Linked DNA regions of Homo sapiens: regions 2, 3 and 4 are each linked to region 1. A link is a loop called in an ENCODE intact Hi-C map of the cell type or tissue named here. Cell type or tissue: OCI-LY7. All regions are shown on one strand. Region 1 has its middle 27 kb from the start of CNTNAP2. Region 2 has its middle 200 kb from the start of TPK1. Region 3 has its middle 230 kb from the start of CNTNAP2. Region 4 has its middle 460 kb from the start of CNTNAP2.

Region 1 (8,000 bases):
ACTTTAAGAAATTGCCTTATAATACTGGGTTGGGAAGCTTGATATATATATGTATATACATATATCGTATTATATATATGTATATATGTGCGTATATACACACACACACACACAAATACACACACGTATATATAAAATCCTACAGCGGTGGTACTCTTATGGATATTCCATTATGGATTTCCCCAGACAGGGACTATGACTCTGCCTTCCTCTGCATGGTACCTAGTGCAGGGCAATGCATGATGGCACACTCAATTAAGTCCAGTTGACTGGGTGACTGTAAGTGCTTCAAACCAGCGAAAAATAGAAAGAATCAAAGTGGAGTGTATGTTTGCATTTTGCTATTAATGTTAAATTACCTTTTCAACTCTAAGGCCCTTCTCACTTTGTTTCTTCACTTGGGACTGTGAGGGTGAATCTCAATAAAAGAAATGATTAACACTCATCTCAGTGTTCGTTCACTCCATGCGTTTTATTATCTACCACGTGCCAGTATCGGAGATGCCTGATTGACTCCATTTCTGCAAAGCAACCACTATAGTTTTAAGAAGTAAAGTGTTCTAATATTTGTCAATGTCGATATATTCAAAAGTAAGTTAGCAGCGATTAACATTTGTACTGATTTCTATGACATTTAGAAGATTTTATATTAATAAATTGTAAGAGGAAGTGGTTATTTAAAAACTAAATTCATTCTCCTGAAAATACATGTTTTTACTGAGAGTTCATTCTACCCAAGATACTTTTTTTTCTTCTTCAGATAGCATATAAGTTATAAAACTGGGACAAACACTTAGTTTTTCAGATATGTTGTCAAATGTTTTTTCTACTATTCTTTCTACTCCCTATCATGTAAGAATGGAGCTACTATTTACTTTTTTGAAAAGAACAATTTTCCTTTATAAAAAAGATTCTCTTAAACATTGCTTTCATGTTGCAATTAACATGTGAAAGGATTTAAAACAGAAACATCTCTCTATTGCAAGCAAAGTTTCAGTGTCTATAACAAGGAAATGAAATAAAGTACGATAAATGCATTTCAATGGTCAATTTAAATACTATAGTTACATAATGTTTAATAAATTTAACCTACTAATAGGAAAACATCATTTGTGGATTTCTATTTTATTTGAGTTTCAGCTCCTTCAAAAAGTAATATGGAAAACAATAAGTCAATTTCTACGTAGGATAAAGTGACCACATGGGCAAAGTTAAATTGTTATATATTTTATAAATATAACCTATTTGCTCATCAAGTCATCTGAATTTTTTCCTGAACATCTCTTTTTTTAAATAAAACTTCTCCCACTAAAGTAGGTACATTATTGAGATATATTATATGCCATTTTAAAATATGTTGTCTTTCTGTAGGTTTGATGTCACTGCTTTATGCTACCTTTATGCCCATTAGGAAGCAAAGTTGAACTCGATTTTAAAATGTAATGTCTTTACAAGAATCCATGTCTTCAACACTTCATTTTGTAGATCAGTATAATGAGGCTTTAAAGTTTAATAAACAGGCCAATATAACAGAACTAAATTTGGAATCTGGGCCTTGTGTATCCACATTATGTTATCATCCACTGAGATGCTGGTAGATGTTTAAAGCTAGCTCCCTAGAGTAAAAAGCCTTGAATTGTAACATATGTTGATTTTCATGCTGTAGATACCCTCACCAAGGCTGATTTAAACGTATTACCATGACATCACTGAATAAGGAGTTACAAAGGGATATACAGTAGTTCATCATTTTACATTATTTCCGTCATATTGTTGAAATAGACATACATAATCTCAAAAGCATAAATAATAAAACATTTAAAATTAGAAATTGGTGACTTTTTAATGTTAGTATATAATTGTTTTTTATAGAATTTATTTAATTGTAAAGGCATATAACCTTTAAGAAATTAAGAATGGCTGTGTTTAACAACTGACTGCTTCCTGACTATTTAACACTTGGGTCATACAGCTCTCATAAGCTGGTACAAGCTGATCCCATCACACCACTGGGTCACCAAAACTACTGATGTGTCATTTTGGGTGGCTGAAAATGTTTCCAATATGAATCTTCTCAATTTTCTTTTCATTGGCATGTGATGAAAAAAAAGAGAAAGAGAGAGAAGAGAGAAATAGTTTGATATCTATATCAAATTGGGCACAAGTGATATAAGCTGCAGGACTGAAAATGTTTAAATTTTAGGCCATTGCCTGAAGTTTCTGAAAAAATAGTCACTTACTCAGCATTTTTTTTAACCTATGAGCACACACACACACACACACACACACACACACACACACACACACACGCACGCACCATCTTATCTCTCCATTTTATGCTTCTTGGTCCTGGGTTTCCAGGCTTGCAAACTTGTTTAGTCTGTATGAACATTTGCTAGAATTCAGTCCCAGAGTTTTCATGTAAAAACCTTTGCTGATTAAGTATAACACTTATACTGCAGAATCATCACCATGTTACAATGTATAAGAGAACCTAATTATATTTAATGGTGAATCTGTACGCATATTGTCATTAATGTCGTTAATTACATATTAATGTCATTTCCTCCTATGAGCTACATTATTTTTCCAGATTCTATTTTGCTGTGATTGTTTTTTGCCAAGCAAAATTCATTGTATGGGTTGATGTTTGATTCATGTGGTTAAAAGTTTACACTAGGTAAACTGAGAATAGGGTAGGGGTTTTACACAAGGAGCATAAATGTACCAAAGCGGAAATGAAATTTGGAGTGATATAAAAGGTTCTTAGAAAAGTGGATTATGGCAACAACAGAAGCCATCAATTATTATTGGCCCTCAAATACAAGTATGGGGAAATACATTTTATTCAGCGGTGTAGGGGAAATGTTAGCATATAGGTGGATACTTCTGGGTAACTCACTCTCTGCCTAGTATGGAACAGCAGTGGGTCACTAATGAAACCGCCTTCATGAGTACATATCAGTGGCATGGGTGTTAGGCTTCTGAGGACAAAGCAGAGAAAACTTAGCCAGTCATCAGATATGGGGTTATGAAATTGACAAGCACCAAGCAGTCCTGAAAACTCTGGTAGCGTATGCAATAACCTTTAAAATTCTTTGCAATCCTCCAACTCTGATTTCACTGTATTATTGTTGGCATGATGATTACTATCTGGGGAGGTGATCCTGATGTGCCAGATGGTAAAATGAAACTCCGAGGCCATGACTAGCATCATGAAAGAGCAGATTGGCAGCTCTCCTGCAATCTGATAGGTGCTGGGAAGGCCTGAAATATCCTAAAACAGCTGCTCTTTGGTGTATCATCAAGCTTAAATTTACAATATTGGAGATTTATATTTTTGGGTCTTGAACGAGTACCTTGATGAAGAGGCAATATAGCAGGGGAAAAGATTTTAAAAAGGTAAAACTGCACTAGTTATTCCCAACTCATGGAAGACAGGAACTCTGTTTTCAAATCAAGACATTTAGATGAGAGAGCAACTCCACCTCACATGGATATTGGATAGAAACTAGATAAAAGTTCCAGCAGGGACGATGCATTTTCAGTGACCCCAAGATTAGACAAAGGTCATAAATAAAAGGAAGAATCAGCAGGAGAAGCTTTTACAAGGGTTGACCCTCTTTACAGGACAAGCTTTGATTAATCTGATCTAGCCAAATTTTATATTCATCTGTGTAAGGGATTTTTCACATTTTACAAACTATTCAGATTGTAAAATATATGTCAGAATAGTCTTGACCACAGTATCAGGCAACAGAAACAAACACACACACACTTTCATTTTATAAAATGAAATGTGTGGTTTACATTTATTCTAGAACAGATGAATAAAAAAGACGAAAAGTACAGTGAATATCCACTAGGTGGCGAGTGTGCTATGTCCCACTCACCTGCTTAAGGTGGAGCTGTTTCATCTTGTTCATCAAGATCTTATCAGATTTTGTTGTGGCCAAACAGATAGATGTCTGAAGTGGATTTTAGAAGCCAGATAATAGTTTCCAATTATTAGAGAGTAACTCGCCTTGTGAATTAGAAGCCTTCCCCAACCACTGAGCAACATGAAGGGCTATTTATTAGATCACTATGTGTTTTAATACCACTGGTCACCGCTGCCAGGCTTTTCATCTGAACTCTGCTCTGGTTATATTCCCAATATCATGCAATCTGGAGTTAAGAGCTCTGTCCTGGGCTACAGATTCTTTCCTGTAATTTTCCTCGTAATAACGACTGTTAATCAACCAAATGGACCTGAGATCCTCTCCCTTTGGCACTTTACAAGTCTTCGTTCTTTCTTTACAGCCCTCTTATGTGAAGTACCACATTTTAAGCACTACACACAGAGGATTAATAATTGTAGGCTTGGAAGATAAGATCAGCTGATAGGGACATGTACCTACTCAAAGTTACACTACAATGACACTTTTGCCTTAGAAAACTTCTCATTTATGAACCCTTTTTGGGGGCAGGAGTAATTTGCATTAATTTGATGTACCCATTAGACAAAATGTAATAGTGATCTTTACACTTTCTTAGGTGTATTCGCTTTCAATTTGACTTAGTTAACAAGAATTGCTTTCTTCCCAGCTTACAATGAACTCTAATCATTTGTCTTGTATCCTTTATTTTTCTTTACCTCTTTGATTTATCACATAACAATAGAAAAATTACAAAAGTAACATGATCCTTATGTAGTAATGCTGAAATATTTTTTTAAGAATGTCAATTATAATGTTAATCTTGAATCAAATTGTTTGTCATTCTCTTTCTAAAGTTCATTTAGACTTAGCACATTGTGATTTCTGATTATCATTTGTGCAAAATATTATAGAGAAGTCAAAATATAAAGAACACAGATCACTTGAAAAATCAGGGTAGAAAAATATCAATAATGTTATGTAAGTCAATTATTAAAGTAACATCTACATCAATTTCATAAACAATAAATAGACATAAAGGAGTCTCTTTACTCTTAAGTTAGTTCCCCTAAAAAGCCAACTCTAGCTTCTGAGCACTCTGAATTATCTGCTTTTCCTCTCTGGGCAATGTCCTTATTTGCTAAAAGCTCCCAATTCTGTCAAATTAGAAAGTAACTCACCTTAATTTATTAATCGCTTATACATTCCTATTTTTCCTTAACAGGATTTACTTAAGAATAAAGAAATGCCTTAGAAGGAATTTTTAATGCTAATGTCTTGGGCAATAATCAGAGTATTCTTCCACATGCCAGGATCATGAATGTTGATATGCCAGCCAGCAAAGACGTGTGCTCCTCTGAAGATTCTCCATAATGGGAGGCTTAGATCAGAGCTGTGGAGAAACAGCCCATTAGAATCCTGGCTCCACCACCAGTAGCAAAAACTAAAGAAAACAAAACGAAACAAAAACATTGTGCAAAACAAAACAACAACAAAATGCTACTTGTGCAAAAATAGTGGTTTTGCACAAGGTGCTAATATTTCTGAACCCCTGCTTCCTACTATGCTAATAGGCAGGTGTGGGAGGGGATAATAATACCTAATACATAGAGTTGACGGAAACTGAAATGAAACAGTACATTGACTTAACACTTTCCTTGATAAAGAGTAAGTTCTGAATCAATAGTTACATTATCAGTTTTTACTAATGTGATGAAACATGGATCAGATAAAAAGCAGGATATATCACCATTGTAATTTGATTTTATCCTAATTTCCAAGAAAAATAAATTTAAAATATTTAAAAAACGATATTAACTTAATCCCATTGCAGTGCACATAATTTTAGTGACTTTTTAAATTACAAACAGAAAAACTTGTTATCAAGCCATTCAATACTTGAAAACTGTACTTAAGATTATTTACACAAAATAATATTTTTCAGTATTTTCCTCTACTTTAGTCATTTAAAATTTCTCTAACTGGTGGGGCGCGGTGGCTCACGCCTGTAATCCCAGAACTTTGGGAGGCCGAGGTGGGGGATCATGAGGTCAGGAGATCGAGACCATCCTGGCTAACACGGTGAAACCCCATCTCTACTAAAAATACAAAAAATTAGCCAGGCGTGGTGGCGGGCGCCTGTAGTCCCAGCTACTCGGGAGGCTGAGGCAGGAGAATGGCGTGAACCCAGGAGGTGGAGCTTGCAGTGAGCTGAGATCGCACCGCTGCACTCCAGCCTGGGCGACAGAGAGAGACTCCGTCGCAAAACAAAAACAAAAACAAAACAAAACAAAATTCTCTAACTATATCAAAGCTTAATATGAAGAAAATATAATTTGAATATTAATTGAATATTTTAAAGAATGTATAAGATATAGTGGAAAAATATATTTGAAAAACAATGAAAAGAGTTGTTATCGTTGTATAAGATAAATTAACTTTTTAAAGTTTTAAAATAATTTGTAATAAAAAACCCTGAACATGTTATGAAAAATAGAATTTATGTTTTTATAATAGTTAATATTGCAGTAAAAACTCTATCATTTTACAAATAAGGATACATTGGAGAGTAACCCACATAACTAGCAACGTTCTGTAGACAAACATTCTACTCAGTCAACAAAGTCATTACTCAATTAATTATTTAAGTGCAGTAAGTGATTATAAATTGTATATTGCTTGAGATTCATGCAGATTTGCTTCTCAGGATCTAGCAACTGCCTACTTAATATATGGTACTTAAAATGAAACAAATTATTTTTCTTTCATTTTAAATACAAGTCTTTTTACAATAACTTTTTATATTTTAATAATATTTGATTTAAAAACACAAGTGGCAAACTATGAAAACATGCTTAAAACATGTAGTTCAAATATCCATAAAAATTTCACTTGGCTTATTGAACTTGTCCCTGAAAAATTTATGACTGTTACAAAGAAATGATATCTGGTACGCATGCTCAGAAGTAAACATTTAAAAAGTGTCAATTTGCATATCTGGGGGCTTCTGTATCTACTCTATTTTCTGAAATATATTTAAACATATGTTTATCTTTCTATTTCTTCATACAAATATGAATATCATAGGTCCTGTGATCTCCATGATAAATGATGTGCATCCCTGTAATCTAGATGTATGTACATCTGACCATAGCAAAAAATAAACCAAATATAATCCCAATATATATGTAAAAACTTCACCATTTATAAAAATGTCCCCAAACACACACATGGATCAGTACGAGGTGAATTTACATAGAATGATTCTTGGACAGGGATGCTTGGCACATAAGCAGAGAGAAGAAGGAGAGACCGGTATGATAGAGACGAGTGCATTAGAGACAGTGGGCCACAAAAGAAAAGCTTCCATCCATGATTTTATTTCCAGTCTTCCTGTGCCTAGCTATATTTCCCTTTCCCTTAGGTGACGAATCCGCAATAGATCCCATTAGCAATTTCTCTATTTTGAGCTTAGCTAACTTAAGTGGTTTTCTGCTTCAGGCAAGTTAGATGGGTTTCTTAATATTGTTTCTAAGCATGTAATATTTCTTAGGGATGTATTGTTGCATTAGATCACATAGTATCCCTAAATTAAACTATTTTGAAAGCATATTTTACTAAGTTCATAATATGTAAAACCCCTTTAAACATTATGCTGTAATATGACTGCAGTATTGAAAATAAAGACATTTTAATAGACATGAAAATTTTAATGGACATTAAAATTATATAGATACAACGCTACCTTTTACTCCCATTTAATTATGTACTACATAAAAATACAGTAGAAATCATTGCCAAAAATTTAATAAAAAATTGAATTTACCTGAAAATATCAGTTGTTTCTGATCTTTCTGTAGAATTATCTATCTAGTTATTTTGCATAATAAACATATATTACCTTGTATTAAATCCATATCAGATTTATGAAGGGTCGATGTTTAATTTAACTGCTTAAATGAAAGATATTACTGATTATAATCTATATTAAGATTTATATCCAAAATTTTGTTACAGATTAGAGATAAAAATCATAATTATTATTAAATAATATTTTTCCATGGCTCTTGGAGGAGATATAAT
Region 2 (8,000 bases), 1.1 Mb after region 1:
GATTTCTCTGAATTGTGGGCTTGGATTCTTGGCTAGTCATGTCCTTTTATCGATGCTATAAGCATGGTCCCAGCTACCTAGATACAGAGGATAGTCTATTCCAGTTCTTAAAAGGGCAACTCCTTACTTACTTTACCCCAGATTAGCAGACTCATTAATTTATTACACAATCCAAAATGTAAGCTACGTTTCTGCCTGATATCTTTCTGGCACACTGGGCCTTCTTAGGCCTATGGGTCATTAGATTGACTTGCAGACTTTGGACATGATGAATCCTCAGATTACCAAAGTTGTACTCATTTTTTATGTATCAGTTTTTGTAAAAGTCTAAGTTACATATGACTATAGTTTAAGGTTAAATATTCCATTAATGTTGTTAAATAAAATAGCAATTTTCCTGACCACTTCTTCTTGTCCAATTTTCTCCTCTCTACAAGCAGCCACATTCAATTCTATTAAAGCTGATATTTTAAGAAATTTCTTTGATATTATTAAGTAACATGTTTGCTAATTCTTGATTTGTCAGTTTTAGTTTTGTGAAAAGAATACCCATTATGGCAGATGAAGATGAAGCTTCATTTCTTCCCTTACCCCTCTACATTTCCTCTTTCTCCTCTCCCTATCCTCCCGTAGAGTTATACCATAATTTCAATTGATTGATATTCAATATTTACAAGACTACAGTAACACTATTCTCAAAGGAGATATGCAGTAAACCGATTGCTTTCATTTACCGTACAACTCTCTGTCTTGCAGTTAATCATTGTATAATTGTTTAATTTCTATTAAATTAGCATCAATTTAACCCCAAACTTTCTCCCAATCCTGTATCTTCCCTCAGGAAATAGAGACACATAAAGCAATATCTCAATTTCATCTTCTTGAAGAAATATCTCCTGGAGCCCTATGAAGAGTGCTCACATGAACCTGTTGCTTGCTATGCCTTTATCCCTCCTGGACATTCCTTTTTTCTCTCCTCTATCAGAAATAAAATAGGAAAGTATTGATTTTGCTATTCTTTTTAATCCCATACCTTTCTCATTCTTAGGTTACTTATTTTAATAGAGAATATTAGCCAGTATTTCCCTAAGATTGGATGTATTCAGGATAAATTTTTTGAGAACCTACATACCTAAGAATATCTTTATATTTTTTGCATACTTGGTTGATAATTGTCCTGATCATAGAACTATAGATGGAAAATGATTTTTCCTTCAGAATTTTGTGTTCTAGCTTCTAGAATCATAGAGAACCCACATGATTCATGATTCTTTCTCTGTGGTTTTTATTTCCTCTAGAATAGCACTGTTCAATTGAAATATAAGATAATCTACAAATGTTAGCCACATACGCAATTTTAAAATTTTAATAGCACGTTTTAAAATATTAAAAAGAAACAGGTGAAATTAATTTTAGTATTTTATTTAACTAAATATATCCGGATGTTATCATTAAGAAGTGATCAATATAAATCATTGTAAGAAAGTATTTTACAAACTTTTAAAATCTAGGTGTTCAAAATATAATGTGTATTTAATGTGTATATAATGTGTATTTCACACTTATAGCATGTTTGTTTGGACTAGCTGCATATCAAAAGCTCCATCGTCACATGTGGTTTGCGGCAACTTTATTGGACAGTGATACTCAGGAAAGATATAGGTATTTTCTTTGCTGCTAGTCTTCTAATAATTTGCCTTGATGAGGGCTGAATTTTGCTTATTTTTCTAGGCATTCAGTGAGACCATCTGCCTGACAACTCATTTGTATCAGTTCTAGGAAAATTCTTTAAATTATTGCCTTGATAACTCTCATCTTTCTCCATTTCTATTTACTCTGTTTCTGAAACTTGCTATTCAACAGATAAGACACCAACTGTGCTTGCTGATCCTCTAATTTATTTCTCCCATTTTTCGATTTATTTTTCTTAGTTCTGCTTTCCAAATTTTTTATTTTCTAATACTTCCAGTAGAATTTTAGTTATATTTTTAACTTCAAAAAGGTATTTGTGTCCTGCATGTCCATGTTTAACTGCACCTGTTCTTGTTTCATGATTACAATATCTCCTTGTAGCTGAGCATATTTGTGGTATTTTAAAAATCTTTTCCTCCTTACAGTCTGTTTCCTCCGAACTTCTTTTTTTCCCCTCTTCATTTGCTTAGTCTCTGATTTTTTATGTAAGAGGCTTTCCTCAGATATCTGGCAACTCTCAGTTTTCTGTTCTTATTTGTAAGTGGGAAACTAATGAGTTGATTCATTGAGTATATGAGTTAAGCCTCTCAAGGATTCATTTTATCATAAGGTGAGCTAACTGTGCTATTTCATTGGAAAAGCAGTGATGTTAATATTTTTAGAGCTTTGCTCTTCCACTGATCAGACTTTCCAGAGAAAGTTCTTCCATTCTCCTGTTCTAACAATAGCAGACTGGTTATTTGATTCTAGGAGCCTAGCAAGAGACGAGGAAAAGAGAGCATCAGCATCGTATATGCCTGTGTGCACTTAATAGAACTGCTGCCAGTACAGAATCTCCATTTTCAACTGTAACTGAAGGACCCTTTTTCAGAAACCCTCTATGTTACCCACTGAAGAAAATAAACCTCTAGTATTCTGCCCAGGGGTAGGGGAAGCTGCATAATTTCTTCACTCTTTAGAGGCTCTTTTACTGTGCTGCATTTTGGCATGGTGCCACAAACATATGCTGAGAAACGCTGTATGAAAGAGCTCTATTAAAAGGCCATTGTGAGTTCCACTTTCATTCATTTATTAATATTACACTGTTTAGGAAATTTTCAGGCATGCTCCTGTGTTAGAGTTTGGAATTTGGAAAACTAATTTGAGCCAGAATAGTTTTCAAAGATTTTTCTTCATGAAAGTACAACATGTCTCCTGCATCCTTTGTCTAGCCACTGATAGAAACACCTACCCCACTTCAACTACTTGGTGTGAAGTCTTTGGATATAAGTCCAAACTTGTTACCAGGTTCAGCATTCACAAAGCTGCCGCCCTCTCCCACCCGTCACAACACCTACCTACTTTTGAAGTATGCAGTTAGGATATACTGCCACCAGGTGGTAGATTTTGGTATCATTCCCAAAGTCTCAACTCTAAATTGCATGTTTTGAAGGAAATTCAAGGTTTATCCAATTAATGTTCCTACTAGTGCTATTTATGAAAATGTTTCAATGAAGAGCCTAAACATTTAAATATGTCATAGTAAAAAAATTCACATCGATTGTTTTTCTTAGAAAAACAGTTTCTAATGGAAACATATTCTTCTCACTAGTGTTTGTTATTAAAAACAACTTAATCTAATCCTGTTGTACTTCCATTATTAGCAGTATTTTATATAACACTTGTTCTAACATCTCTTGAATCTTAAATTTCAAATCGATTGGTTTTAAATATTTACATATTTAAATATTACATATTTTTCCAAGTACTTATGCTCCACAAGCATGAAAGATTATGAAATATATCTCCACTTCCCCTAGTATTTAGTTTATGCTATCTACTGAGCTCCTCCAATGTATTAGTGATATCTAAAAGATTTTTCCTATACCTCATTAAAGCAAGAGACCATGCCAGGAGCCAAAATCTAGATGAGTCAAAAAGCCATTATTAGAATAAATAATTCTGCTCAATAAAAATGGGCAAACTACTGATATACACTACTTAGCCACTGTACATCCTTTATGCTGTGTGGAAAAAAGAAAAGCCTCTCCCAAATGATCACATACTGTGTGATTCCATTACATAACATTCCTGAACTGACAAAATTATAGAGATGAGAAACAATTAGTAGTCGTCGGGGGTTGGGGGAAGAGAAGCAGGTGTGACTAAAGGAACAGCAAGAGGGAGATCTTTCTGGTGATGGAATAGTTCTGTATTTTGACTGTGGTAGAGGTTCCATGAATATACACACGTGATGAAATGACATAGATCTACAAATGCACATTGGTATAGTTTGGGTAAGTCTCCATATCTCACACTGAAACGTGATCGCCAGTGTTGGAGGTAGATACTAGTGGGACGTGTTTGCCTCATGGAGGTAGATTCCTCATGAATGGGTGTGGCTGCCATCCCCATGGTAATGAGTGAATTCTTGCTCTATTAACTATCTGATTGTTCATAACAGCCTGAGAAATCCTAGCTAGAGCAATCAGGCAAGAGAAAGAAATAAAAGGCATCCAAGTAAGAAAAGAGGAAATCAAACTATCTCACTTAACTGACAATATGATTTTTTACCTAGAAAATCCTAAAGACTCTTCCAAAAGGCTCCTGGAACTAATAAATTACTTCAGTAAAGTTTCAGGGCACAAAATCAATGTACAAAAGTCAATAGCATGTCTACACACCAGTAACATTCAAGCTGAGAGCCAAATCAAGAATGCAATCCCATTTACAATAGCTGAAAAAAAATAATAACATATCTAGGAACACATATAACTGAGGAAGTGAAAGATCTCTACAAGGAGAATTACAAAACACTGCTGAAAGAAATCATAGATGACACAAACAAATAGAAAAACATTCCATGCTCATGGATTGGAAGAGTCAATATAATTAAAAATGCTTGGCCATACTCTCCTAAGCAAACTACAGATTCAACACTATTCCTATCAAGCTACCAAGGTCATTTTTCACAGAACTGGAAAAAAAACAATTCCGAAATTCATATGGAACCAAAAGAGCCTGAATAGCCAAAGCAATTCTAAGCAAAAAGAACAAAGCCAGAGGCATCACATTACCTGACTTGAAACTATACTATACGGCTACAATAACCAAAGCAGCATGGAACTGGTACAAAAACAGATACACAGACCAATGAAACAGTTTAGAGAACCCAGAAATAAAGCCACACACCTACAGTCATCTGATCTTCAACAAAGTTGACAAAAATAAGCAATAGGGAAAGGACTCCCTATCCAATACATGGTGCTGTGAGAGCTGGCTATCCATCTGCAGAAAAATGAAACTGAACCTCTACCTTTTACCATATACCAAAATTGACTCAAAATGGATTAAAGATTTAAATGTAAGACCTCAAACTTTAAGAATCCTAAAAGAAAACCCAGGAAACACCATTCTGGATGTCGACCTTCGGAAAGAATTTATGATTAAGTCCTCAAAAGCAATAGCAACAAAAACAAAAATTGACAAGTGGAAGCTAATTAAACTAAAGACCTTTTGCACAGCGAAAGAAACTATCAACAGTTAACAGACAATCTACAGAATGGAAAATATTTGCAAATTATGCATCTGACAAAGGTCTAATATCCAGAATCTATAAGGAACTAAAACTAATCATCAACAACACAACATTAAAAAGTAGGCAAAAGACTTAAACAGATACTTCTCAAAACAAGATATACAAGCAGCCAACAAACATGTGAAAAAATGTTCCACATCACTGATCATCAGAGGAACATAAAATCACAGTGAGACACCATCTCATACCAGCCAGAATGGCGATTATTAAAAAGTCAAAAAACAGATGCTGGCAAGGCTGCAGAGAAAAGGGAACTCTGCTACACTGTTGGCGGGAATGGAAATTACTTCAGGCACTGTGGAAAGCAGTTCGGAGACTTCTCAAAGAACAGACAACAGAACTACCATTTGGCCCAGCAATACCATTACTGGGTAAATATCCAAAAGACAATAAATGGTTTTACCAAAAAGACACATGCATTTGTATGTTGTCACAGCACGATTCACAATAACAACAACATAGAATCAACCTAGTGTCTATCAGTGGTGGACTGGATTTAAAACAATGTGGTACATATACACCGTGGAATATAACACAGCCATAAAAAAGAATGGAATCATGTCCTTTGCAGCAACATGGATGCAGCTGGAGGCCATTATCCTAAACACATTAATGCAGAACAGAAAACCAAATACCACACGTTATCACTTTTAAGTGGGAGTTCAATGTTGGGCGCTACTCATGGACATAAAGATGGCAACAATAGATACTAGGGACTACTAGTGGAGGGTGAGAGGAACGGAAGACAAGGGTTGAAAAATTATTTATTGGGTACTCAGTACCTGGGTGATGGGATCCGTCGTACTCCAAACTTCGGCATTACACAATATACCATGTAAAAAACCTGCACATGTACTCCTTGAATCTAAAATAAAAGTTGAAATTCTTTTTTAAAAAGAGTCTGTCATCTTTTCTCTCTCTTGTTCTCTTTGCCATGTGACACACCAGGTTCCCTTCACCCTCTGCTATGAGTGTAAACTTTCTGAGGCCCTCACCAGAAGCAGGTACTGGCACCATGCTTCTTGTATAGCCTGCAGAACCATAAGCCAAATAAACCTATTTTCCTTATAAGTACACCCAGCCTCAGGTATTCCTTTATAGTAACACAAAACAGACTGATACGCATTGTACCAACATCCGTTTCCTACTATAGTTTGATACTGTACTATAACTATATAAGATGGAACCATTAGGGGAAACTGAATGAAAGATACAAGGATCACTCTGTAGTACCTTTGTAATGGCCTGTAATAAAACTCCAAGACTCTAGGTGGAAATAAATATTTTTTTCTCACCACATCATGTTCTCATTACCATGGTACAATTCATTTATACAATTTAAGAATCTATGACCGTAATCTCTATACAGATGCTCCTTGTCTTATGATAGGATTACAGCCCAATAAACTCATCTTAAGTGAAAAATATGAGCTGAAAATGCATTCAATATGCCTAACAAAGTGAACATCCTAACTCAGCCTCACCTACCTTACACATGCTCAGAACACTTATACTAATCTACAATTGGGAAAAAATCACTTAACACAGAGACTATTCTATAATAAAGTTATTATTTAAAAATTTGAATTGTCTGGGCACGGTGGCTCATACCTGTAATCCCAGCACTTCGGGAGGATAAGGCAGGTGAATTACATGAGGTCAGCAGTTCGAGACTAGTCTGGCCAACATGGTGAAACCTCTTCTGTACTAAAAATACAAAAATTAGCCAGTTGTGGTGTCCCATGCCTGTAGTCCCAGCTACTGGGGAGGCTGAGGCATGAAAATTGCTTGAACCCACAAGGGAGAGGTTGCGGTGAGCTGAGATCGTGCCACTGCACTCCAGCCTGGGTGACACAGCAAGACTCCATATCCAAAACAAAACAAAATAAAACAAAACAAAAACTTTGAATCAAAATACAAAGCATAATTTCTCAAAATGAATGCTATTTTCACAGCATTATAAATCAAAAAATCACAGGTCATACTATAAGTTGGGGACTATCTTATTCAAATTGCATTTGAAATTTAGTTTGGGTCTAAATTCTAAATTTGTGCCTCTCTTTAGATCTATTTTTTTCTTGCTGAAATAACATGCTTTTTTAAATGCTATTAAACTTGAATATCTGTACTCAATAATGCGGCATCTTAGAATTTTGCTTTTTTCCCTTTATTACTTGTCATATGGTTTTATTACTTCTTGAAAGATGGTTTTCCTTTGTTATTATTTTGGATTGGAGACTTAAAATGGTGGCAGCAGTTGTTCAGAATAACAACAACATTTTATGGAGAAGTTTCGAATCTTTATTCCATGAAGAAAAGTAATTCTGAAGTTTTAATGAAAAATCTATTAATTATTGCAATTATGTTGTTGTTTGAACCTGCACCACTGGAAAACAATGCATGCTATTCTTCCAAATCACATTTTAATGACTAACAAGTTGACATTTACCAAGATTTTATTGTATTCTAAAAGCATTTAATTTTAAACATGAACTCTATCAACCACGTATTTAATTGATAACTAAAGATATTCCCCAATGTAAAAACTATATTCTGTTTATAAATGAATGATTCTAAAACTTAAAACTCATTTTTTGTAGTAACAATGTTACTTACAATTGATTCACAGATTAATCCATAAAGTCAGATTTAAACCTAGAGGAAATTTAACTACTTGCAGTGCTAGAAATAATAGAAAACAATAATGTAATGTGACATACCTTTAAAATAC
Region 3 (8,000 bases), 200 kb after region 1:
AAGAAACCTGGGAAAAGTGATGAAAATATACAATATACATGGTTAATTCTCAAGGCATTTGGAGTGTGACATTAATTTTGAGACTTATTGAGAATGAAACTGAAGAGGAACATGCAATCAGTAAAGAAGGAGCCTGAAAGTGAAGGTGAGAAATTTGGACTTTATCACAAGAGAAATAGAAAGCAATGGAAGATTTAAGAGCAGACAATAAGGGAATGGTATGAAAAGTTTCAGACATATATACATACATATGCCAGATGAGAATGGCTTTTGAGAAACTAGAAGCAGGAGTGTATGTACAAAAGTCTGTGTTGACTAAGCAAAGGAGAAAAAGGAGGAAAGTGATGGAAAAGTAAAGGAAGAAAAACACAAAACAGGTAACTTTGGAGAAGCCTGATGAAATGATTTATCGGTTGGGTCACCAAGTGTGGCAAATATAAAGAGAGAAGATTCAATTAAATTTGAATTAAAAATAACCAATATATTTTAAGTATGACTCATATCTGCATAATTCACAAAATTTCATTAATTTTTTATGTAAAATTAAGATTTATGTGCACATCCAGTATTTTATCTGGCAACCCTATCTGAGACATTTCCATGTGCCACTGATAACCTTACGTTATGGACACACTCAAAGAATAACTGGTTTGGTAATACAGAGAAGTATGAATTCATAACATTTATCTAATGCCAGAAGTACAGATTATGTGTAAGTGAAATTATGTATACAAATAATAATATTATATATTAAGACAAACTGACATTACAGCATTTGAAACATTAATCTAGGTAGAATTAATGGAATTTAAAAAATCCTCTTGACAAGCAGATGTTCTGAGAGAAAGAATGAAAATTGTAGATCTTTAAGGAGAATATGCAATTACCTAAAACTCATACTTTCAAACTTATAATAAAACAGATTCCGCTATTTTGAAATGAAGATAAAAACTAGAAGGAACAGTGCCCATGGAGAAATTGCTCTGTTCTAATAATGCCAACGTGACTGAACTTTAGGGCAGGCCAAGGAAAAAAGTAAAAATAACTTGTTATATACATTTCCATATTTTTAAAGAGGGAATTATGATTACAGAGAGTTATTAGGAAAATAAGCGTGTGAAACTTCATTAGACTCTAAAAGTGCTCATAGAAGCAAAACAAAACAAAACAAAAATCCCAAACCCAAACAATATTTTATCAAAGAATTTATGTCGAAAGAAAATGACTTACATATATATATATATAAAATATTATATAGATTCTATATAACTTATAGAAAATTGAGGGACAAAATTAAAATACAACATCTGGAATGTATGGAATGGAATAAAGATGCTTTGGTGTGTAATGAACCTGGTGAACTTTTTGCAGGGGTTTGGATGTCAATGATTAAAAGACTGGCCTGTACTTGTTTAAGGTCAACATCTGTATTTTGTTTTTCGCCTCCAGCATAACCAAATTCTACTCACTCAGAGCATATCTCCTATCATCATACAGACTTTCTAGATTGTTCTAACCACCACTGATTTCTTCCTTCTTCAAAAATCTGTATAGCTTATTTTACTCATTTTTTTCTCATAATGATATACAGTCTTTTTTTCTTTTGTTATATCTCCTTTTTTTCAGCTTTAGGAACAAATGGATTATGATTTTGTTTTTTGTGTGTAGTTCTAAACAAATAATAATCAATACATGCTAAATAAATTCAGGTGAAAGATATAATAGAACACCTCATAAAACCTTGAATACTGCACTTTCTACTGAGGGATTAAACACAAAGTTTATCTGTCTACTAGCTTGAAACATAGAGGCTTGATCTGACAGCATGTCTATACAGGCTCCCTCTAGTACAAAGAGAACTGTGAGTTCACGAGGACATGCTCCACCTAGTAAAGAGCAATGGGTATTAGACTGCTTGAGATAGCCCTCCTTCCTGTGTGTTTGTTAAGGCGGTTTTTGAAATCCAGGATGACCACCATATATGACTATCAAATAAAAGATGATTTCATTTTAAGAGTAGTCAGTTATTTAATATCCATCTCTATTATAGAAGGAAACCACAGATCAGTGATAGCAATCAGAGCCTTACATGAAATAAAATATTTGAGCTGAAAGAGCCCAGTCATTTCTTTTCATCACTAATCTTCAGAACCATCTGGAACAGATAAAAATTACAGATTTCCAGGATCTGCTCATCACAATGTATTTTTTCATCTATTGTATCTACCTAGATTAATGTTGCAACTTTCTTAATCTCATTTTTATCTCAATATGTAGTATTTATTATTTGTATACAGTATTTTTTTTTTTTTTGAGAGAGAGAGTCTCTCTCTGTTGCCCAGGCTGGAGTGCAGTGGTGCGGTCTCAGCTCACTGAAACCTCCGCCTCCCGGGTTCAAGTGATTCTCCTGCCTCAGCCTCCCCAGCAGCTGGGACTACAGGTGCATGCCACCACGCCCGGCTAATTTTTTGTATTTTTAGTAGAGACGGGATTTCACCGTGTTAGCCAGGATGGTCTCGTTCTTCTGACCTTGTGATCCACCCACCTCGGCCTCCCAAACTGCTGAGATTACAGGTCTGAGCCCCTGCGCTCAGCCTGTATACAGTATTTTTAACTTAAACACAGTTCATATTTTTGACATCAAATATTATGAACTCACTTTTTTTTTTTGTGGCACCAAACCAATTGTGGTATGGACAGGAGACAGAAATTCTGGGTAGAAGAGGGTGGTTCCCCAGCAAAAGCCCCACCCCAAGCCTGGAAACCCACAGCTCTAAATGGGAACAGGAATTCCTGTCTTCTTGCCCAAATGTTGCCTTTTGGCCTACCACTCCTCCCCCATCCTGTACCCATATAAACCCCAAACCCCAGGCTCCATGAGCAGATGGGAAGATGAACAGAAAAGCAGAAGTGCAGCAGAGAAGGAGAGAGGAGAAGGAACATCCGAACATCCAGAGGAGTTTGGCTGGGGAGGGTTGAAGAGAAGATCAGCTGCTGGATGGCCAAACTCCAAGGGAAGATCATCTTCCCACTCCATCCCCTTTCTAGCTCACCATCCATCCCGCTGAAAGCCACCTCCACCACTCAATAAAACCTCTGTATTCACCATCCTTTAAGTCTGTGCATGACCTGATTTTTCCTGGATGCCAGACAAGAGCTGGGGATAAAGAAAGCTGTCACACTGGCCCTCTGCCCTTGCAAAAAGGCAGAGGGCCCACTGAGCTGTTTAGCACTTAAACCACCCACAGATGGCGAATCTAAAAGAGAGCACTGTAACTCGTGCCTACTTGGGCTTCAGGAGTCACAGGCAACCCTAGATGCTACCATGGGGCCAGAGCCCAGAAGCACTGGACCCGGCTACTGCACCTGCCTGTCTGCATGCTCCCACTGCTATAAGCAGCAGTGGGGCCAAGCTACACTACTGTTGCACATCCTGGGAGGGGGACCAGGGAACTCTCCTATTTCAATTGCACCTTGACTGTTGCTGTTTTGTAAGGCAATCATTGGAACAAGGAAATTTCCCAGGTAGGGTGGCCAGAGTCATGAATTGTGGGGAGGAATCTAGGAATCTTAACTTAAAAGATAAAACCTCAAGATGATTCTGTTCAACTGTCTTTGGGAATTACAAATGTAGTCTATTGTTATGTTTCAAGATTTAAAGAAATTGAGGTCTCAGAAAGTCAAAAGAGGTTTCTGAGTGTCACAAAGCATTTTATTGTTAAAGCTGAGAGTAAGAGCTCAGCTCTTCAATTTCCGTACAGTGGCACTTTTGTGTCTACATTTCTTCTGGAGTCATTTCCCCTGACAAATAAACCCTGTCCATTTTACTAACCAAGTTTCCCTTTACATAAGCATGCCTGGAAGTTAATTTGAGAAAACCATGGCAATCTGCCCCCTGGAAGCAATATTTTTGAAAACAGAGAAATTCAAAGGCTTGCTGAAAATCAGGCATCAAAGTCATTTAAGGGTGAGATGAATATTAAATTCTTTCAACCACTTTATATGAAAGAAATGGGCAAGATCTTCTTGTCACGGTATGAGATCAAAATCCCTTAGTCTCAACTAAAAAGTTCACTTTTTAAATCTAAAGGTGCTTATAATACACTGGAATATATTTTATTAAGTAACTCCTTGATTAATTCCAGAATGTAATAGCACCCTACTATTAAAAAAATCCACAACAGCAGGGTTCATTATTCTCACCTAACAGAAAAGGAAATTCAAGTGCAGAGATGGGTAGCACAATTAGTGACCGGACATCTGAGAGCAAAGTTTATCTTTGAGTCTTGATGTTTCTCATATCTTACATATTACCAAACATAAATCCTTTCTTCTTTGAAAAAGAAGTGATAAAACTCATATATGTTTATTCTTCAAAGATGAAAGAATATACATGCAAATGAATAAAAAATCCACTTTACATGGAAAGTATTTAACTAGAAAATGCAATACAATTTTTTATCTGTGCTAGGGCTGAGATAGAAAGCATTTAACTAGAAAGTCCAATAAAGTGTTTCATCTGGGCTAGGGCTGATACTCAAAATACCCAATTAAAACAGATGGATGAGACAAGCCTGACTTTCTCTGTGTCTTCTATATAATATCAAATAAGGCAAAACCAACCACACAAAACAAAACAAAAATCCAGAAACAAACAAAAGGAAAAAAACAGCCTTCTTAATTTTCATGTAGGAATAGGAAAACAAATGTTTCACTGTATTTTCTTATTCCCTTAGGTCCAGAAATCCCAAGGAAGAGAACTTGATTTCAGTCAAAATAGGACTGCAGACATAGTTACACAAACATCCGAAGAACCTGAGATCAGGAATAACTCATGGGAATGTGTTTCATAGAAAGGCAGTTGACTCTTTGACTCAAAAATTATCACAAAGAAGGAAGGAGCTCCACATAGTGGGGAAACTTGGAGCTAGGGTATAGTTTCTGTAGAAAACAATGCTTCTCAGTATTTTATTAATTGTGCCTGAATGTTCCTTCAACCTATCACTACACACCTACTGCATACCATCTACACACCTACTCCTGGAAAGGAGATAGTTGTATGGTACAAAATGAAAACAGTTTTTTCTAAAGTATATTCTTCTAAAAGAGGTGACTAGAGAAAGGAATCTCTATTGAAATGGGAGAGAAAGAAGCACAGAAGACCACGAGGGAAATCGATGATGATGTGCTGACTGCAGAAACCAAATCAGGAACATGCTCCACTCCCACGCAGACAGAAGGCCATGAACAGTGAAGTGCCTCACCCAGGAGCAGGGGACACCAATGAGGAAGCAAGCAGAGCAGCTGCAGAGTCAGAGTCAAGTGCAATCTTATATGATGCAGAACCTCACCACGCCTCCACCTTTGTAAAGAAATAAGAAGTGATGGCCACCTGGCAGATGGAGGTTACTGATGCAACAGGTCCAGTGTAGGGTTACTAGATGAAAGATAGAACATCCAGTTGAATTTAAATTGTTAATAAACAACATTTTTTCATATAAGTATGTTCCAGGTATTATTTGGAACAATATTACACTAAAAAAATTGCTGTTTATCTGAAATTCAGTTTTAAATGAGTGTCCTGCACTTTTCTTTTCTAATCTGGTAACTGTATCTCAGTTAACTGTATCTCAGGTAACTGTATCATACCAAGAGTCCTCCTGGGCTGAGGGCATATTATTAAATTAACTCTTCCAAGATAGTGATTGTAAGAATCTTTTGAAAACCAAGCAAATATGTACGAATTAATCATGAAAACTCTGTTTCATCAATTCAGACAATACTGGGCACAAATGGGGCTGCACTGTGAGCCTCTTTGTGTGGTTTAAGATGTTACATGCTATTGACATACTTCCAGCATTATAAAGAACAACTCTCCTTCACTTAGTAGCTTCCCAGACACATCACACTCAATTTGACTGGTACTTTGAGCATTCTCTCACCTGATGTCCTGATGCTCTTCTTTACCTGCTCTTAATATTACTAATGCTCATGGCCTATGATGTCTCTTCCAGGTTCTCCATCACTGCTATTGCTGCTGGTGCTTCTGTACTGGCAGCTCTCACAAAATGTTCACGATATCAGTCCTGATAATGAATCCCCTAGAGTCTTTGCACCAAAACACCATGACAATGCTGTGCCTTGCAGATGTATAGGAAAAATTGTCCCTTCCAATTCAGATTCACACATTGACATATGGCCATCAAAGCATTCCTGTGTGTGCCCTCCTGACTAACAGAGCAACTTTTTATCAAATACTTTGTTCTACTTTAATCCCTCAATCATGTCTCCAAAGTTGTCAGGCACAAGCTGTGGTGCAATCCTTTAAGTAGACTTTTACTCATCCAGACATACTCCTTTATAACTTTCCCATACATAAATAGTCCTTTCAGCTTTTTTTCATATTCATTCCCAGTTCTGTGTAAGGCCTCATGAATATAATCTCACCAAAATTGCCCCACTAATTTTGGGAACAGCTCATTTTAAAGCTGGGAACACTTTTATAAACAAAAATAAATTTCAGGCCATTTCTAACAACTTGCTATACTTTTGAATATTCAACAACAAAAGTTTAATATTCTTTAACATGCTGAATTTATATGAGCTCCAGCTGAAGCCACAGTCTTTCAAGGGTCACAGCTGCCTAATAGTAGTTTCTGAAATTGGAAGGTGTCCTGGTCACCTCAGACTTTATGTACAGGCACTGTTCATTCCAGGTCACTCATTCACTCACCAAATGTTTAATGAGGACCTTTTATATGAAAAGCACTACTAGAAAAGAAAGATATATGTAACAGAATAATGGGCTTGAAACTTAAATAAAGCTCTTATTCCCTCTTCACTTCATTTGCTCCTACCTTAGCCTATTGCTCAGCCATTATGCTTCCGTAGTCTCAGAAAAGAGATATAATAGCATAATTGCAGAGAAATTAGGGAAACTCTTCCTGTCTTTAAAGTCCCCAAATCTGTTTACCTTAGGAAAACTAGAGTAGACACAATTTGTTGAGGACGGTGAGAGGGTTAGATAGCATTCTCTACCTTCCCAGCTCTCATCCCCTAAAGATTTTCTATGTTACGGTGATTTTCTATGTTAAGGTGAACACACACACACACACACACACATACACAAAGGAAATAATATAAAATATAGTATGGATGTTAGAGGGTCCCAGTAGAGATGAACTGGCTAAAAAAACAAACTATTAACGAACCTTGTCCTAGAATCCTTCCCTTTGATGTGACTAGGCCAAAAAATTGAAAATGGGTAAACTCTTATTTTATAACTTCTTCAGTTATTGGCCTTGCATTTCATATCTGAATCCCTTTGCTCATAACATGATTTTATTTCCTTATAAAACATCTTGTGACAACAGACTGATAGTAGCCTATTTAGGGAAGAATGGTAAACATGGTGAAAATTTAGAAAATCTTAACACTTAACGAGAAGCTATAGGACAATATCCTGAATTAACATAGATGCAAAACTCCTCAGCAAAATACTAGCAAACCATATCTGGCAGCACATCAAAAAGTTAATTCACCACAATCAAGTAGGCTGTATTCCTGGGGTGCAAGCCTAGGTCAACATGTGCAAATCAATAATTATGATTCACTACATAAACAAAATTAAAAACAGAAACCTTATGATCATTTCAATAGATGCAGAAAGAGTTTTTGATAAAATGTAGTCTCCTTTCTCGATAAAAACCCTCAATGAACTAGGCATCAAAGGACATACCTCAAAATAATAACAGCCATCTCTGACAAAGCCACAACCAACCTCATACTAATGGGCAAAAGCTGGAAGCATTTTCCTTAAGAACAGGAACAAGACAAGGATGCCCACTATCACCACTCATTATTCAACATAATAATGGAAGTCTTAGCCAGTGCAGTCAGGCAAAATATAGGAATAAAATGAATTTAAATAGGAAAAGAAGAAGTCAAATTATTTATCTTTGCTGATGATGTGATTATATATCTAGCAAACCATAATGTCC
Region 4 (8,000 bases), 440 kb after region 1:
TGGTAGGAGTGGAAAGGACAGTATCCCAAATGGTTGGAAATTGGCAATATGTAGCAGAATCAGTTGTGGCCATAACTTGATCTACACATCAGTCAACTAATATTACAACGATGCTGCTTAACAATAAGAATGCAAAACTTAGCAATTTAAAGCAATGAACATTTATTTTTCTCATTTATTTATTTATTTTTCTCACAGTATGTGCATTGGCTGTGGCTTTTACATCTTTAAGCTGTTGATTTTCTCAGTTTAGCACAGGCTGTATATTGAGTTTATATCTGCTCTATGAGTGCTTCAGTTTTCATTAACTAAAACCTACCCAAGGCATATTCTCATGGAGAATCACCAATCACAGGTGACAAGCTAAATTATGTAATTCCATTTAAAGCTTCTGCTTACATAATCTCTGCTCACATTCCATTGATCAAAGCAAATCACAGGGCTAGTCCCAAAGGAACAGAGGCAGGGAAGTATACTCCGATCCAAGGAAAAAGAGAGAGGGAGAGATGAACGAATGTTTGCTGAATACAATCCAGTTTATCAAAGTATGCCCTCTTGTTCACACATATTCACCTTCTTCCAGCATGAAAAATTCTAGGTCTGGGAAAGGTCAGCTTTGGGCATCTTGTAGTGCCAAGAAGCAAGTAATTGCTCTAAGACTACTGCATTTATAATAAAAGGATGTAGAAATCAGCATGGAAGAGTTCTGCCTGGGCCTCCAGATGTGATGCAACACCAATTGTAATTTTTTTCCAGTCCAATATGTAATCTGAATACAATCAAGACAGATGTAACTTCCAGTTTTCAGGAAATATAGAGGATAAAAGAACAAGTTAAATGACAAAAATGAAGAAACCAGCAGACGCAAGAATTTGTTACATGTTATAAGAAAATGAATCTGTATTCTTCAAAAAGTCAATGTTATTTGAAAGAATTAAGTGCTTCTAGATTTAAAAGTTGTAGCAACCAAATGCAATGTGGATTCTTGTTGGTGTAGGGACAATATAAACTAATTTGGGTGACAATGTAATAGAATTGGAAATTAATTATTAGTCAATATTGGCAAATTACTATCAATTTGTAAATATATAGAAACAGTATTGTAATGGTGTAGAAGACAATTATATTCTTAGTAAATACAGGCCAAGAAATTTAGAGTTGAAGTTTCATGATGTCTTCAAATTATTTTTAAATGATTCTGTATATATTTATAGAGAGAAAGTGAGATGAAAAATAGAGGCACATATAGTTAATACTTCTTTTTTTTTTTTTTTTTTTTTTTTTTGAGACGGAGTTTCGCTCTGTCGCCCAGGCTGGAGTGCAGTGGCGCGATCTCGACTCACTGCAAGCTCCGCCTCCCGGGTTCACGCCATTCTCCTGCCTCAGCCTCCCGTGTAGCTGGGACTACAGGCGTGCGCCACCATGCCCGGCTAATTTTTGTATTTTTAGTAGAGACGGGGTTTCACCGTGTTAGCCAGGATGGTCTCGATCTCCTGACCTCGTGATCCGCCCGTCTCGGCCTCCCAAAGTGCTGTAGTTAATACTTCTTAAATCTAGGTGGAGGAAATACTAATGTTATTATAATCAGTCTTTCTCCTCTTTTCTCCACTTTTGAAATATTTCAAATAAAAATTGAGGGAATAAAAAAATTAAAATATATCCGGCCTGATACAAACTGTCTCAAGCATTTCTATGTACCTTCCCTGATTGTGTATACAGAATCTTCAGGATTTAAGACAACTTGGGCCTGGTTTAGACTGTGCTTCTGATGGAGAGGTGTTCTACTCTACTGGAAATGTGTTTAAAAATATATAGAATGTTTGCATCATGATAAAACGTCTTAGTACATGTCCTTAGGGTCTGGCTAATACATCACACTTTGAAAAGAATACTAATAAAATTTGTATTCCTTTTTCTTCCATAATTTATGCCTGTAAAATCATGATTATTTATAGGAATATTGATCTACTTAGTTTTCTAAATTGTCTAATTAAACCTGTCTTACTTGCTTTTTCAAAAAATTCTTTACCAGGAAAAATAGAGCTTTTCTCCTAATTCTGTAGGGAAATGAGTAATCTCACAGTGTCAGTCCTTCCTGCTATTTTTCAGGGTTTTCTTTTTCTGTATGTTAATTTTTTCTGAATGAGTTTTTTGCTTCAAGAAAATAATTACTAGAATGTCCATAAATAATAGCCTTTTCATCTTTCACCTTCTTATTTCTTCGCATTTGTTTGTTCCCAAAAGATACTTAAAGACTGAGCATGATCTGGGTTCCTGCCACGTATATTAATTAATAGATAATTAAAAATGTGTACTTCAAAATATAGACTAATTTATTTATCATCATTGCCAAATATGCAAAATATCAAAAAATTGTATATACACACAAATCCTAAATATTTTTTTAAAACTGCTTTACTTACTGTGAAATTAAATTAAATTACAGTTCGATCCAAAAATTGCCCTTAATTCATTTCTGTCATTAAAAGCATTAAAATACATTGCATGTATTTTATCATCATCACTAAAATTAAAGTTTATAACAGAATAAACTAATAAAAAGGAAAAAACAAATACTAGTCTCAAAAACAAAACAAAATATGTACTTGAATATGTGACTGAATGAAATATACAAATGAGTTTTGGAATATAAGTAACAATTTCAATGCTTTGCAATTTATGTATACAATTTACCCAGTAAATTCTAAGAACTCTCTATAGCCTAATCTAATATAAAATAAATGGAAATATATATTTAAGGGCATGCAGTACATTAATACTAAATATCAATATAATTAGATACAGTTACTTCAAATACGTACTTAAAATTATTTTACACATCATTTAAAAACAAATTTTTGAGAAGAGGAAAAAGAAGTAGGAGGAAGGCCGGGTGTGGTGGCTCACGCCTATAAACCCAGCACTTTGGGAGGCCAAGGTGGGTGGATCACGAGGTCAGGAGATCGAGACTATCCTGGCTAACACGGTGAAACCCTGTCTCTACTAAAAAAATACAGAAAATCAGCCGTGATGATGGGCGCCTGTAGTCCCATCTACTCGGGAGGCTGAGGCAGGAGAATGGCGTGAACCCGGGAGGCAGAGCTTGCAGTGAGCCGAGATGCGCCACTGCACTCCAGCCTGGGCGACAGAGAGAGACTCGGAGTCTCAAAAAAAAAAAAAAAAAGAAAAAAGAAAAGAAAAAAGAAGCAGGGGCAAGAGAAAGGAGAGAAGAATAAGAAAGAAAATATGCACATAGACCTCCTTGTGGATGTTGTATGTACTGCATAGGTTGCCAAGGACAAATTTTCCCTTCATGTTATCTCCTGCATGCTGGGTAATTCTGTGCAAAAAGCAGCTGATACTGTAAAAAATTGGAAATTTTTGTCTCAATTTTTTAGAAATTTCTGGAGCATAGACTGTAATAGATTTGATCAATCTGTTGATATTGCACTGCAAGATTGAAAGATTAATAAAGTCATATTTGGAAAGGCATCTGAGTTCCATGAAAGGTATGGAACATAATAAATATTGCCAAGCACTCTGGCTTGGATTTCAGTAACAAGTAGAAGTGGTAAATTTCCTTTAAATTCATCTATTAATGCTAAAATCATATATTCTTCTTTAAAATATGTTTTATTAATAAAGAAGCAAAAGCCAAATGCTTGCAAGTGAAATAGATGTGTTAATATCCATCTAAGCTGATACATCTATTCTTTAATTCCAATTTTAAAAATTTGTCTGTATATATTAAACAGCAAGTATTATCAAAGTTCAAAGAAAAAACTAAAAAATACCAACTATTTTTCATTGTTGAAAGAATATTAAAATCTAACTAAACCTCTAAATTTGAGAGTTGTAAACACAAGATCCAAAGAAATAAAACTGGAACACAGCCATATGATTAGAAACAGAAATGGAACAAGTATTGTTTCAGCCGTGGTCTCTTCATTTGGGTAATAGATAACAGCGACTACTATGAGCTGCACACACTGCTAGGGATACACAAACGATCCTGCACTCAAAATGCCACAGTGTAGAGAGTGAATTTCTTTAGAAATAATTATGCCAAAGTGCAGTAATTATTGTAGTTAAGTATGTTTGGTTGAAGCACCACTTTACACGTGTGTTAGTTTTGTCTGGAGAATGAATATAATATCCTAGATCTCTTTTGAGAGGCTTCATCAATGCAACTACACCTTGAAAAAAGAAAAGTCATTAAGTGATGATGGAAAGACTTTCTAGACAGGAAAAAGAGTACGAGACAGGCGGTGTCCCTGATAGTACAAGTTGTACTCGGGGAATATTAGTATTAATACTTAAAAGTACACAGGAGGAAGGCTGAACTTGAGATCAGATGAGGCCGAATTACAAAGGTTTTTGAATGTGATGATGAAGAGATAGTTTTTGATTTTGTGCACAATGGAAAGTCACAAGACTTATGCACAGAAGGATAAGAGGATCAAGTGTGTAATTTGGAAAGACATCTTTAGTAACAAGAAAAAGAACTGGTTAAAAGACATATTAGAATGTTATCTATTTATGAAGAGAAATGCTAATGTAGATCTTCATTAGAGCAATAAGGTTGAGATTTAAGACATAAGCATTGAGAAACAAGTTGGAGGAAGAAAAGTAACAAACTGTTCATATAAATGAGAGGGAAGAAGTATCACAGTATTTTTAGGATTGACCAGATGAATAACAGAGTGAAGTTTCGACAGAAAATTCATATGTTTAGTATTGTATACTGTGTTTGAAATTTCTGAGTCACATTTATTTGCGGAAGTCTGATAGGAAGCTAATTATAGACATTTAGGACACAGGAGGAAGGTCTGAGCTGCAGGCATATATTGGGAAGAAGTTAGAATATAATTAGAGATGAAGATCCCTTGAAGAAAGGAAGAGGGGAAGGAAGGAGGAAAGACAAAAAGAAAGAGAAAAGAGATAATAGAGCTACGTTAAAAATTTTTCTACAACTTAAAGTATAGAAAAATACAATTTAATTGAAATTCAGTTTTATTTAAATCTACAAAACTATGTTTTCCAAATTAAAACCTATGGCTAAGTCTGCCTTCCTATCTTGTCATAGAGCTAACAAAGGGATACTTATGGTATTATGTTACATATCTGGAAAAAAACATAATGTAAACTGAGTATACTAAAAAAATAGACTTAACATATTTTACTTTTTAATTAGCTTGTTAAATAATAATGCTCATTTCATCCACATTTCTCTCAAGGAATACCCTTTCTGGACAACAGTAAATGCATTTTGTTATAATAGAAAGAAAAAAAAAACACCTCTTAGAAAGGGAAGATGGTTAGTGTTAGAATGACAGTCTGATTCACCACCCAACAAAAAAAAAAATGATTTTTTTCTCATCAAAATACAGTCTTTCATTACTCAGTCATTTACTACAAGGTATCTTTTTTGGTAGAGCACATGTCAAAAACTCATTAAAATGAATGAACAAATATAACAAGATTGTCACATCAGATATTCTCTTCTCCATGAGTACCCCAAATGAAAAACTTCAAGAAGAAAGTTGCAGTATATATCTATAAATATTTCTAAGTTAAAAAAAAACTCTTCTATTCCTAAACCATGCCATAGTTGACATAAAAAATAAAGTCCAATGTTTTATCTATTTCGAATGAAAACTTTTGCTTAACTTTTCTCTGTAAATTTTGCTTTAATTTCTTAGGTACAAATAATCACTTTCCCCATACGAATCTTCTGAAGGAATTCTTATAAAATTAATCTGAAAATTACAGACATAAAAAGCTAATGAAATTAAAGCAATTTCCTAATACTCAGGATTATTACTCATTGTTAAAATGATAGGATGATAATGATAAAATGAACCTCCATGAAAAATATTTAAATGCATATTATGAAGAGGTGGGGTAAGACTCATTGTCACATCTTACAAGATGCAACAAGATGCAGCTTTCGCCAATTTCCTCTACCTTTTTTTTTTTAATATACTTTAAGTTCTGGGGTACATGTGTAGAACGTGTAGTTTTGTTACATAGGTATACGCGTGCCATGGTGGTTTGCTGCACCCCTCAACCCATCACCTATATTAGGTATTTCTCCTAATGCTATCCCTCTCCTAGCCCCCTATCCTCCGACACGCCCCGGTGTGTGATGTTCCCCACCCTGTGTCCATGTGTTCTCATTGTTCAACTCCCACTTATGAGTGAGAACGTGCAGTATTTGGTTTTCTGTTCTTGTGTTAGTTTGCTGAGAATGATGGTTTCCAGCTTCATCCATGTCCATGCAAAGGACATGAACTCATCCATTTTTTATGGCTGCACAGTATTCCATGGTGTATATGTGGGCAAAGGATATGAACAGACACTTTCCTCTAACTTGTAAGAGCAACTCAAGCAGAATTTATCAACGGGAGCCTATGGATGTAGTTTTATATACCTGGTTGCCCTACTTTTCCACTAGACTTTAAGTAAAATGGAAGAAGAAAGTATATTGTGTTCCTAACACCCAGCACATTACCACAGCTGATAGTACTGAGTCCACACACACTGGTTGAATGAATGCAGGGACTTACGAAGCAGCTTTGAGACTTGGGGAATCTCAGTATTCTCTCTGTACTACAATTACTAATTTGTCAAGCAAGGAAGTAGGATTTTAAAAAATGGGAAAGCATCTCCCTGTACTTCACAGAAATTTAATTATAATTCTAATCATGAAATCTTGATTCTTAGAGAAAATTTTAATATGCAAATTTAAAGAAAATTAGTCTAAATTTCCTTCTTCATAGGAAGTTAAATCTGTGAAGAATGAGAGTTAGGAGAAAAATAACTACTACTTAATGGAATTATGGTTGGTATTGCATGGACTTTATAAATTCTATTGTGTTATAAGACTAGCCAATGTTAGCTATGTGATAGTAGGCATATTAAATATATACTTAATATATTATCTATTTCTATCTTTGTGTCTCTATGAAGTTGTTATGGATGAGAAAACTGAGCCACTTGGACATTAAACAACCTGCCTGAGGTTACCCAACTGGAAACATTAATATGCAAAATAACAATGGTATCCCAGGCTGTATTTTTTTATTCTTAAAAATATTACAATAAATTATAGGAAAAAAAGGTTATTCTTTACCATGTGTTACTTTTTATGGGGGAGGAGGAATTTTGATTAAATTTTCTATGAATAGTTAGATTTGAGTGTTAACATTCTGTGAGTTCGAGAAATTCTAAAATAAATGTCTCCATTTAGGTGGATTTAGCAGCTAAGGGGTTTAATTGTCTCAGCTGTCAAGACTTAAATTTCAGCTTTCTGATTTTGGACCTTAAACGTGGATATGTTCCTGGTTTTGTTGAGGAGCAATGAAGTTCCTGGTACACGATCTGAGTGTGAAAGTCGGATATTCTACCTGGTGTATTGTTGACAATAACACTAGATATATTGAACAAAGAATTTGATTGTAATGGCTACAGAGGAGCAACATACTTTTTCTTTTCATTTCTTGAGTCACATTTAATTTTATTGTATTGTTTTTTCATTTGTTGTCCTCTGATTTTTTCCATCTGCCCTAATTTTAATTATTGTATTTCTTTTCCATTTTTCAATTCCTTATTTTTCATATCCATTTTATACTTTAGCTCAACAAATTTTTTGGTTTTTTTCTACTTTTATTATTATTCTCTTTTTAAAATTTTATCCTTAGCATTTCTCAATTTTTCTTTTCTTTATTTTTTTCACTTATTTACATGCATATATCTACTTTTTATGGAAAAAAAATCTCTATTTGAGACATTTTTAAATATTGCATAAGTAAAAACTCTAAAGAAAATAAAGTGCAATTTGAGCATATAAACATTCATATCTGAAGAAAAACATAAAAAGGTAGCACATACGACAATAATTTTCTTAATAAAGTGCAGCTGTTTACAAATAGAAAAGAAATAACTTTAACTCTGTATGATATGGTAATCAACATATGAATAAGGTGCTCACAGAAAAA

What was found. Peaks named below come from ENCODE experiments on the same cell type or tissue, not always from the same donor. Only the 100,000 strongest peaks of a DNase experiment are listed, where the experiment ranks them.
Region 2: it touches region 1 in a loop (17-fold over the local background); 37 of 110 quality-filtered maps call a loop at or near these places.
Region 3: a loop joins it to region 1, with 7 times the contacts of the local background. A loop is called at or near these places in 5 of 110 quality-filtered maps.
Region 4: a loop joins it to region 1, with 4 times the contacts of the local background. A loop is called at or near these places in 5 of 110 quality-filtered maps.

Annotation. Positions count from the first base shown.
Region 1 is chr7:146,086,114-146,094,113 of GRCh38, reverse strand. No RefSeq gene overlaps it. Among named protein-coding and RNA genes, the nearest start is that of CNTNAP2, 27 kb to the left of the region's middle. In OCI-LY7, CTCF peaks have their summits at 3,657 and 3,867 (motif pointing right); a DNase peak (open chromatin) is centred at 3,893; H3K27ac peaks cover 555 bases.
Region 2 is chr7:145,031,871-145,039,870 of GRCh38, reverse strand. No RefSeq gene overlaps it. Among named protein-coding and RNA genes, the nearest start is that of TPK1, 200 kb to the right of the region's middle. In OCI-LY7, CTCF peaks have their summits at 2,866 and 3,071; a DNase peak (open chromatin) is centred at 3,050.
Region 3 is chr7:145,882,211-145,890,210 of GRCh38, reverse strand. No RefSeq gene overlaps it. Among named protein-coding and RNA genes, the nearest start is that of CNTNAP2, 230 kb to the left of the region's middle. In OCI-LY7, a CTCF peak has its summit at 4,884; a DNase peak (open chromatin) is centred at 5,320.
Region 4 is chr7:145,648,580-145,656,579 of GRCh38, reverse strand. No RefSeq gene overlaps it. Among named protein-coding and RNA genes, the nearest start is that of CNTNAP2, 460 kb to the left of the region's middle. In OCI-LY7, CTCF peaks have their summits at 3,048 and 3,263; a DNase peak (open chromatin) is centred at 3,289.